Linked DNA regions of Homo sapiens: region 2 is linked to region 1. Evidence: read pairs that join two places in POLR2A ChIA-PET (ENCODE). Cell type or tissue: PC-3. All regions are shown on one strand. Each heading gives the region's core, and the rest is flanking DNA. Links, peaks and the distances in the headings are about the cores only. Region 1 has its middle 19 kb from the start of NUCB2. Region 2 overlaps PIK3C2A (phosphatidylinositol-4-phosphate 3-kinase catalytic subunit type 2 alpha).

Evidence for each region. ChIA-PET counts read pairs that join two places held together with the same protein. Peaks named below come from ENCODE experiments on the same cell type or tissue, not always from the same donor. Only the 100,000 strongest peaks of a DNase experiment are listed, where the experiment ranks them.
Region 2: POLR2A ChIA-PET joins it to region 1 with 7 read pairs; 7 of 35 experiments call an interaction of 5 or more read pairs at or near these places.

The regions. Positions count from the first base shown.
Region 1 is chr11:17,254,794-17,260,179 of GRCh38, reverse strand. No RefSeq gene overlaps it. Among named protein-coding and RNA genes, the nearest start is that of NUCB2, 19 kb to the left of the region's middle. In PC-3, for the core only: a CTCF peak has its summit at 1,523; DNase peaks (open chromatin) are centred at 1,649, 2,749 and 3,539; H3K27ac peaks cover 2,383 bases.
Region 2 is chr11:17,084,208-17,089,593 of GRCh38, reverse strand. PIK3C2A (phosphatidylinositol-4-phosphate 3-kinase catalytic subunit type 2 alpha) reads left to right here. Exons shown (of 33, transcript NM_002645.4): 33 at 1-3,019. Among named protein-coding and RNA genes, the nearest start is that of RPS13, 9.2 kb to the right of the region's middle. In PC-3, for the core only: no CTCF peak of the experiment used is centred there; no DNase peak of the experiment used is centred there.

The DNA of each region.
Region 1 (5,386 bases), core at 213-5,212:
ATCACCAGTGGGAGGTGCACAACAGGAAAAGGGTTGGGCCCATATTTGGGAAGTCAGTGATCATGATGTCATAAGGGAATGGAGCAGTCATTCATTCCTTCAAGCATGATAACATAGAAAAGTTTGAAAGTTTTAGGACAAAGATCACAAGACTGCTGCCCAGGGGTGGGATCTGGCCCATAGACATGTTTTGTTGGCCTGCACACAGGATTTTGTGTGTTTCTTCCCCAGTTAGTTGCCAAATTTGGAATTTCTATAATAAAAATCAGGATTTCTGGCTTCTTTTTAAAAATGTTGGAGTTCTGACAACCTTTGGTCTGCATTCCTACCTGGCAACAGCTGGCTGGAGCACACTAACAGCTTTCTTTTTTTGGATGAGACAGGTACTCTTAGTTTACCACAGTCCTCATTTAGTTAGTTTTACTCATATTATCCACCTAGCACTTGTGGGCATTCAAGTTTGTGACACTGGTTTGGGGAATTCCATATAACAAAGAGGTGAGGTAATGTTGGGAAATATGTTGTAGGAGGGGAAGGTAATCTATGACATGAGAAGCTATGTAGACCTTAGGAAATTCATTGTGACAAGGATGGAAGCAGTGGAATATTGATACACTGCTGTTTTAACCCCAAGAATATTCCGATCCTGCCACCCTTGACTTCTGGGAGTATTTTGCCCCCATTGTATTGAAAGCATGAAGAATATGCCACCCCAAAGTATGCTGTTCTGGCATATTGACTATTTTGAATTATATATATATATATATATATATATATATTTTTTTTTTTTTTCTTTTTCTTTTTGAGACAGAATCTCGCACTGTTGCTGGGGCTAGAGTGCAGTGGTGAGATCTCGGCTCACTGCAATCTCCACCTCCCAGGTTCAAACGATTCTCCTGCCTCAGCCTCCCAAGCAGCTGGGATTACAGGCACCCACAACCATCCCCAGCTAACTTTTTGTATTTTTAGTACAGACGGGGTTTCACTATGTTGGCCAGGCTGGTCTCAAACTCCTGACCTCATGATCCATCTGCCTCGGCCTCCGAAAGTGCTGGGATTACGGGCATGAGCCGCCGCACCTGGCCTGAATTAAAGATTAAAAAAAGAAAACAGCAAATACAAGAAGATCACTCTGACCTTCATTTTGTTTCTTAAAAGCAAGAGATGAAGTTCCTATGTGAAAGATGCCCTCCCTATAAACCAACAAACATTCTTATTATCAAGGACAGGAAGAAAATTCTGTACAAACAAACCTTTTAAAACTAACCCTTATCTTCCTAGTCACTTCTCTATCCAATGAGCTACCCTAGTCCAAGCTCTTTTGCCTTATCACATTTTCACAGTTACTACTCTTTGTCCAAAGTCCAATTCAGTATATAAGTGACTCTCACTGCTCCTTTGTATCTTCATTTCTTTGTGAGGACTCTGGTGCCATGTAAAACTTGTATTTCTATGCTTTTCTCCTGTTAATTTGTCTTATGTCAATGTGATTCCCAGGCTCAGCCAGGACCCTAAGAGGACGGAGGTAGAGTTTTGCTGCCCCACAGTGTATTCAAGAGCTTTATAGTGCATGCATTAATCATGGAATTAAACTGAATCAATAAAATTTGACTCATAAAATACTTTCCAAGAAAATTCACTGATATTGACATAATTCTTATTATATGTTTGTTGTTAAATATCCTTGGTGTTGGCTGGACATGGTGAATCACACCTGTAATCCCAACAATTTGAGAGGCCAAAGCAGGAGGATGGCTTGAGGCCAGTAGTTCAAGACCAGCCTTGGCAGCATAGTGAGACCTCAACTCTACAGAAAAAATAAATACGTAAAAAGTACAAAAAACCCACACAAATCCCTGGTGTCAAATATCCTTGGGTCAGGTTTAGAAGAAATCTTATTACTCCCCAAGTGGTATAAACCATATCTTCAAAAGATCCATAACATCATCAACAACTGTCCTTGAAACATCCCACTCTCTTTGCTGCCTGCATACCTCAGCTCAAACTGTTCCTTTTCTTAGAAGGCCCTTCTCTTTCACTGAACTCTGAATTATTCTTCAAATAACAGTGGAGAAATTACTTCCCCAAGCCACACTCTCCTAGCATTAAGAAACAACTCCTGGCCGGGCGCAGTGGCTCATGCCTGTAATCCCAACATTTTGGGAGGCAGAGGCAGGCAGATCATGAAGTCAGGAGTTCGAGACTAGCCTGGCCAACATGGCAAAAGCCCGTCTCTACTAAAAATACAAAAATTAGCTGGGCTTGATGGTGGGTGACTGTAATCCCAGCTACTCAGAAGGCTGAGGCAGGAGAATGGCTTGAACCTGGGAGGCAGAGGTTGCAGTGAGCCAAGATTGCACCATTGCACTCCAGGCTGGTCAACACAGTGAGACTCTGTCTCAAAAAAAAAAAAAAAAGAAAAAAGAAAAAGAAAAAAGAAACAACTCCTCCTCCTACAGAACTTTGAAGACATCTTTATTATAAAATTTATCACAGTGGAGTAGCTTTTTAAACAATTTTATCAATTTCCTTTGGTAGAATTAAAGATTGTGAGTTACTTAAAGGCAGTATTTTCTGGCAATCTAAAGTCATTTAATAAATATTTGTATAGTGAATGGTCATAAGCCAGTATAGAAATCTACTAGGTCAAAAGGTTATGGGGTGGGGCCATGATGAGACATGCTATTATATGACAAAATTTGCCATATGAAAATGAAGCAGAATATGATGTCATGGGGAAAATCTATGCAAGCTTATCTGATGACACTAGTCTGGATGTGCTGACAACAACAGGAAGAGGAGCTGAGCCCTACATTTGATCACTAGGGTGGTACAAGCTTCTAGGAAATCCTCCCATGTCCAGATCATCCTAAGCACTTACCACAGTGCTTGGAACAGAGTAGACCTACAGTAAATACCTACTTGATGATAATGAGTGAGTGAATACGGGAATAAGCTAGCATATTCTGGGCTCTAAGCCATCCTAAATCAGGCTTCCCCCCACCCCCCGACAGTCTCTCTCTCTCTCTGTCACCCAGGCTGGAGTGCAGTAGCACAGTCAAGGCACACTACAGCCTTGACCTCCCAGGCTCAAGCCATCCTCCCATCTTAGCCTTTGGAGTATCCGGGACCGCAGGCGTGCACCACCATGCCTGCCTAATTTTATTTTTTGTACAGATGGGGTCTCTCTGTATTGCCTAGGCTGGTCTTGAACTCCTGGGCTTAAGTGATCCTCCTGCCTCAACCTCCCACGGGCTTTGGTTCTGAATTAGGTTAGTCTGGAGTGGTTTAGTTCTGTTGCAAGCTGTTCTTTGTTGAGCCAATGTCTTAGTTGAGGTCAAGCATAGTTGTCTACGTCAACACAGTAGTCCCCCGCTTATATGCAGTTTCACTTTCCTGGGTTTCAGTTACCAGCAGTCAACTACAGTCCAAAAAGATTAAATGGAAAATTCCAGAAATAATTCATAAGTCTTAAATTGCATGCCATTCTGAGTAGTATATAGTATGATGAAATCTCAGCCATCCTGCTCTGTCCCACTCCAGATGTGAATCATCGCTTTGTTCATTATATCCATGCTATATACACTACCCATTTATTAGTCACTTAGCAGTCATCTCAGTTATCAAATCAACTGTCACAGTATCACAGTGCTTGTGTTCAGTAAGTCTTATTTTTCTTAATAATGACCCCAAAGCCCAAGAGTAGTGATGCTCAAATATTGTTATAATTGTTCTTTTTTTTTTTTGAGATGGAGTTTCACTCTTATTGCCCAGGCTGGAGTGCAGTGGCCTGATTTCGGCTCACTGCAAACTTCGCCTCCTGGGTTCAAGCGATTCTCCTGCCTCAGCCTCCCAAGTAGCTGGGATTACAGGCACACGCCACCACACTCCATGTTTTTGTTTTTGTTTTTGTTTGAGATGGAGTTTTGTTCTTGTTGCCCAGGCCAGAGTGCAGTGGCCTAATCTTGGCTCACTGCAACCTCCGCCTCCCGGGTTCAAGCGATTCTCATGAACATGTACAATGATGGTCCCATGATTTAAAAATGGAGCTGAAAAATTCCTATTGCCTACTATTTACCACACTATACATTTGAATGTGTGTGCGTGTGTCTGTGTGTGTGTTTGTGGGTGTGTGACAGGGTCTCACTTTATTACCTAGGCTGGAGTGCAATGGTGCAATCACAGCTCACTGCAACCTTAATTTCCTGGGTTCAAGTGATCCTCCCACCTCAGCCTCCTAAGTAGCTAGGACCACAAGCTAATTTTTGTACATATATTTTTCTTTTTTAAGACGAAGTCTCGCTCTGTCGCCTAGGATGGAGTGCAGTGGCGCCATCTTGGCTCACTGCAACCTCCACCTCCTGGGTTCGAGTGATTCTCCTGCCTCAGCCTCCAGAGTAGTTGGGACTAGAGGCATGCGCCACCATGTCCAGCTAATTTTTGTATTTTGTTTTTTTTTCCGAGATAGAGTCTCGCTCAGTCACCCAGGCTGGAGTGCAATGGCACGATCTCGGCTCACTGCAACCTCCACCTCCCAAGTTCAAGTGATTCTCCGCCTCAGCCTCCAGAGTAGTTGGGACTACAAGTGTGCGCCACCATGACAGGCTAATTTTTGTATTTTTAGTAGAGACGGAGTTTCACTATGTTGGCCAGGCTGGTCGCAAACTCCTGACCTTGTGATCCACCTGTCTCGGCCTCCCAAAGTGCTGGAATTACAGGCGTGAGCCACAGCACCCAGACTGTACTATATCTTTTATCATTGCTTTAGAGTGTACAAAGTTTGGTGCAAAAGTGACTGCGGTTTTTGCAATTAAAATAATGGCAAAAAATTCAGGCATAGTGGCTCATGCCTGTAATCCCAGCACTTTGGGAGGCCAAGGTGGATGGATCAACTGAGGTCAGGAGTTCAAGACCAGCCTAACCAACACAGTGAAACCCCATCTCTACTAAAAATGCAAAATTAGCTGGGCGTGGTGGCACAAGCCTGTAATCCCAGCTACTTGGGAAGCTAAGGCAGGAGAATGGCTTGAACCTCGGGAGGCAGAGGTTGCAGTGAGCTGAGATCGTGCCATTGCACTCTAGCCTGGGCGGCAAGAGCGAAACTCTGTCTGAAAAAAAAAGGTAATGGCAAAAACCACCATCACTTTTGCACCAACCTAATACTTCTACTTATAAAATAAAAAAGTAAAACAGCCTCAGGCACGCCCTTCAGGAGATAGTCTAGAAGACAGTCTAGAATATGACATCCAGAAGATGATGCTCCGTGCATGTTATTGCCCTTGAAGACTTTCCAGGGCGACAAGATGTAGAGTGATATTGATGATCTTGACCCTACGTAGGCATAGGCTGATGTGTGTGTTTGTGTCTTAATTTTTAAAACAAAAAA
Region 2 (5,386 bases), core at 207-5,206, 170 kb after region 1:
TTGCTGCATTTCAACACATCTGTTGGACCAACAGTCACATAACTAACCTTTTTGAATTTTTGGAAGCCATTGCTGTTTTAAAGTCATTATGTAGAATGCTACAAACCCTAAACTTAATATATACTAATTCCTGAAAAAGACTTTGAGACAGTACTATGTCAGTTCAGCCACCTATTTTGCATTGTTTTCTATAAGGAGGCAAAGCATATGTGTTTTCCTGTTATGCACCTTTTATAGCCTTTACCACTGTGTAATGTTCACAAACACCAAAGTAAAGGAAAAATGCAGGATGTTACCGTAAAATCCAGCTGCTATTCATGGAGCTGAAAAACAAAGCACAAATAATAGATAGCTAAGTTAAGAACTACTAAGTAGTTTATAGAAGTAGGGAAAAACGTAATACTGCTTTTTATTCATGTCTTTAAAGCCTTTTTCAGAATAAGTGCCAATCACTGATGTTGTAAATAATGGTGCCTTAACTTTATATGCTTCCCTGGCACTTCGTTTCTGATTTTTTTCCTGATTTGATAAATAATTAGTACATAGTTTTCACTCACTTGCAGCTTACTAAAGACAAGAAATTATGTACATGTACTAATGTTTTTCCCACAAAAAAATCCTTTACTTCTGATGTATGAATTAGTTATCTAAATAGTTAAGCCTAATACCTGAATAAGACTCACCAATGTGATTGTACAATAAATTCTATCATTCCATTAAAATCCTACATTTATTCCCAGGAATGGTAATTTCACCTCCCTACATCTATACTCCACTCCCTCAGTAAATAAGTGAAAATTGTTAACCCATGTGCCCATTCCTGAGTAGGGCAGACTCTTCACAAGAGGCCCATGACAAGAATTCTAGGGTCCAGATTGAACTTTAATATAGACCTTTGTCTGTGTAGACCAGTTTGTCTTGTAAACTGTCTTACTTATGTGTGTAAACATTTTACATTCACATGAAAAGTTATTTTCCTTTATATAATTGGATTCAGAATCATAAGGGACAGGACTGAAATTATTCTACAGTAACCAGTAAGAATAAGATTCGGCCGGGCACGGTGGCTCCTGCCTGTAATCCCAACACTTTGGGAGGCCAAGGTGGGCGGATCACCTGAGGTCAGGAGTTTGAGACCAGCCTGGCCAACATGGTGAAACCCCGTCTCTACACAAAAATTAGCCAGGCGTGGTAGCGGGCATCTGTAATCCCAGCTACTTGGGGGGCTGAGGCAGGAGAATCGCTTGAACCCAGGAGGCGGAGGTTGCAGTGAGCCGAGATCACGCCACTGCACTCCCGCCTGGGTGACAAGAGCAAAACTCCATCTTAAAAAAAAAGAAAAAAAGAGTAAGATTCATTTTTATTAGTTACTCAACTTCAGACACAATTTTGTTAATTTGGATATATACATATATATAATAAGAACTCATGGTTAGAATAGAAATACAGATACTTTAAAAATGGTAATAGAAATTGTACCAATCAGGTTGCTGTGAGAAAACTGACAAAATATGCAATAAAGAATACCAAGAGAGAAAGGACAATCGCCAATTCAGTTTCCCAGAACAGAATTTTTATGAACTGCACAAATGTTTAATGTAAATGGTGATACCTACAGGGAAGAAATAGAAGAGTTGATAATATATCACTGGGACGGGGTGGGGGAAAGACTTGAAATTTTTGGTGCCTAACACTAATGGTCCATATGTAGTTAAACCCATGAGTATGGTATATGAATGTCTTTTTTAAATGTTAAAATGTGTTGTCTATTTAATGTTAATTAAAATGCAGATCAAAGCACCACCATTTGCTTTTTCCACAGATCATTAACATTTCCTTAAAGTATGTAAGTACCTTTGCAAATGCAAATGTACTAGTAATTTTCACTTAAGCTTTTGAGACCGAATTCCATTCCACCAGTTATCACTTAGCCACTGTAATTTAAAAACAAACAAACAAACAAAAACTGTCTTGGTAGAGGTCGTTAATTAGACTCAACATGTACTGCCTTTTTGCAGTCTATTATGACAGTGTCTTTTAGCACAAATAATAGAGCTAAAAAATGTCCTGTCACTTCCATTATAAGAAATCTGGATTCATATCTAAGTGTATATTATAATACTGTACAGTTAAGAGTTCAGAACAAGTGGTAATGTTTTCTCTTAATTTAACTCATTTTGTGCCTTCTTTACTCATTCAAACACACATACATTTTACATATAGTTTATTTCTTTATGAAATGCTAATCTTCAGCCCGTACCAAAAAGTAGAGTGGAGCCTCTTTGCACTACTACTATCAATAAATTTTAAATCAGTTGGATTTTTAAGCATTTTTTAAAAGCTGACATTAAAGTAAATCTAAAAAAAGTTTAACAAACTGGCCAAGACACTAATTTTTATGTATAATCACAATATTTTATACTCACCTTTATTGACTAAAAATAATTATGCTACATGTTGTCCTGCATCAGAAGAATTATTTCTTCTTGCCAGTGTTTTGGGATTTGAAGATAATGGTTCACTCAAAGAACCTATTATTTTCTCTACTGAGGAACCCAATGTAGAACTTGCACTGATATTTTTATTACTGCCTTTATATGAATCTATAGGTATCTAAATGTTAAGGCATGTATGATCTTTGATCATTTCTTTTTTCAAATTAAAGTTGTATAAAAGTTTCAATATCTTGCCTTAAATTAGTTGCCTATTCTTTCTAGGATTCAAATATTGTGACATTTAAAAAAGAAAACATTCACTTTTGAAACTTAGACTTCAGATCAAAAAGGACTGAACCCCCACTATCATAATCCATACATTCATTTCCATGTTGTTTGACTAGCAGTGCATATATGAATGAATATGGTAATTAATCTTACCTATAAGAACCAAATACTTTAATTATATTAAGATAGTGAATAAAGATGTATAATATTTTTATTAATACCTTGAATATATTCAGTGGATTGAATGTGACTTCATAACTGTACTACGATTGTATTAAAATATTTCTGGAATAAAAGAACTCTGCTATCATTTCTTTCCTTGTTGACATACTAACATTTTTGGTTCCAGACTTTGCAATGAGCTCACTCTTGATGTTCTTTGCATCTCACCCAGGAGTCTATTAGGTTTAATAATCCTGAATTTCAGAACTAACCTGTTAGTTGCCCCTAAAAATGTTCAAATAGAGATTCTGACTTCTGAGTGTTAACTCTTTTTTTTTTTTGAGACAGAGTCTTACTTTGTCTCCCAGGCCTGGAGTGCAGTGGCGACATCTCGGCTCACTGCAACCTCCATCTCCTGGGTTAAAGCGATTCTCCTGCCTCAGCTTCCTGAGTAGCTGGAACTACAGGCACACACAACCACGCCCGGCTAATTTTTGTATTTTTAGTGTAGCAGGACAAGCCGCAGACAAAACTCCTCAGACGCGGAGTTAAAGGAAGGGGTTTATTCGGCCGCGGGCATTGGCAAGACTCCTGTCTCGAGCCGAGCCCCCCCAGGGAGCAATTCCTGTCCCTTTTAAGGGCTCACAACTCTAAGGGGGTGCGTGTGAGAGGGTCGTGATTGATTGAGCAAGCCAGGGGTATGTGACTGGGGGCTGCATGCACCGGTAATTAGATCGGAACAAAACAGGGATTTTCACAGTGCATTTCTATACAATGTCTGTAATCTATAGATAACCCATTAGGTCAGGGGTCAATCTTTAACTACCAGGCCTGGGGTGTGGCACCGGGCTGTCTGCCTGTGGATTTCATTTCTGCCTTTTAGTTTTTACTTCTTTCTTTGGAGGCAGAAATTGGGCATAAGACGATATGAGGGGTGGTCTCCTCCCTTATTAATAGATGGGGTTTCGCCGTGTTGGCCAGGCTGGTCTCAAATTCCTGACCTCAAGTGATCCGCCCGCCTCGGCCTCCCGAAGTGCTGGGATTACAGCCACCACGCCGGGCCTGAGAGTTACTCTTTGAAGGTCTGGATTGCAACCACTTTGCTACAGTCCATCACTATTTCTTAGAAGGGAAATGCTTCTGTGAGTATAGTCCCTGGCCTTTGGTACTTAAGATATTAAGTAGTCCTGCAACAGTTATATTACAGACGTATCTACAGAACTGAGAAATGTGGATTCTTCTTATACAGTACCTTCATCCTGTAATGGTAACAGTGTGAAGGTGTGGTTCTCTGACCCTAAGATGACATGTGAAAGGGCCCAGAGACCATGAAAGAGCAGTAACTCAATTAGAGCCAGCTTTGGGGGTGACAGTTTCTGTCAGAAAAAAAAGGATCTTTATTTCATCCTTACTCTTCTGAAAAACTTCATTATGCAAGTCTTTAATCATTTACAAAATCAGATAACAGCATAATGAACTCCATGGGTGAATCCATCACACAGCTTCAATAGTTATTACCTTAGGGCTAACCTTGTTCCATCTGTATTAACTAAGATGTTCCTAGGTATGGATATCTTTGAATGTATCCTATTTAAGATTATTTATTTATTTATTTTTTGAGAAGGAGTCTCACTCTCGCCCAGGCTGGAGTGCAGTGGCGCGATCTCGGCTTACTGCAAGCTCCGCCTCCCGGGTTCATGCCGTTTTCTTGCCTCAGCCTCCCGAGTAGCTGGGACTACAGGCGCCTGCCACCACACCCGTCTAATTTTTTGTATTTTTAGTAGAGACGGGGTTTCACCGTGTTGGCCAGGATGGTTTCGATCTCCTGACCTCGTGATCCACCCGCCTCGGCCTCCCAAAGTGCTGGGATTACAGGCGTGAGCCACCATGCCCAGCCGCCCTATTTAAGATTCTTAAAACCGTGGATCAGGGCTGGGTGCGGTGGCTCACCCCTATAATCCCAGCACTTTGGGAGGCCGAGGCAGGCGGATCACGAGGCTAGGAGTTCGAGACTAGCCTGGCCAATATGGTGAAACCCCCACCTCTACTAAAAATTTAAAAATTAGCCGGGCGTGGTGGCGCGTGCCTATAATCCCAGCTACTCAGGAAGCTGAGGCTGGAGAATTGTTTGAACCTGGGAAGCGGAGGTGGCAGTGAGCCGAGATCATGCCACTGCATTCCAGCCTGGGCAACAGAGCGAGACTCGTCTCCAACAACAACAACAAAAAGTTGGGTGTGGTGGCTCACGCCTATAATCCCAGCACTTTGGGAGGCTGAGGTGGGCAGATCACGAGGTCAGGAGTTCAAGACCAGCCTGGCCAAAATACTGAAACCCCATCTCTACTAAAAATACGAAAATTAGCTGGGTGTGGTGGCACGCACCTGTAGTCCCAGCTACTCGGGAGGCTGAGGCAGGAGAATCGCTTGAACCCGGGAGGCAGAGGTTGCAGTGAGCTGAGACTGTGCCATTGCACTCCAGCCTGGGCAACAGAGTGAGACTC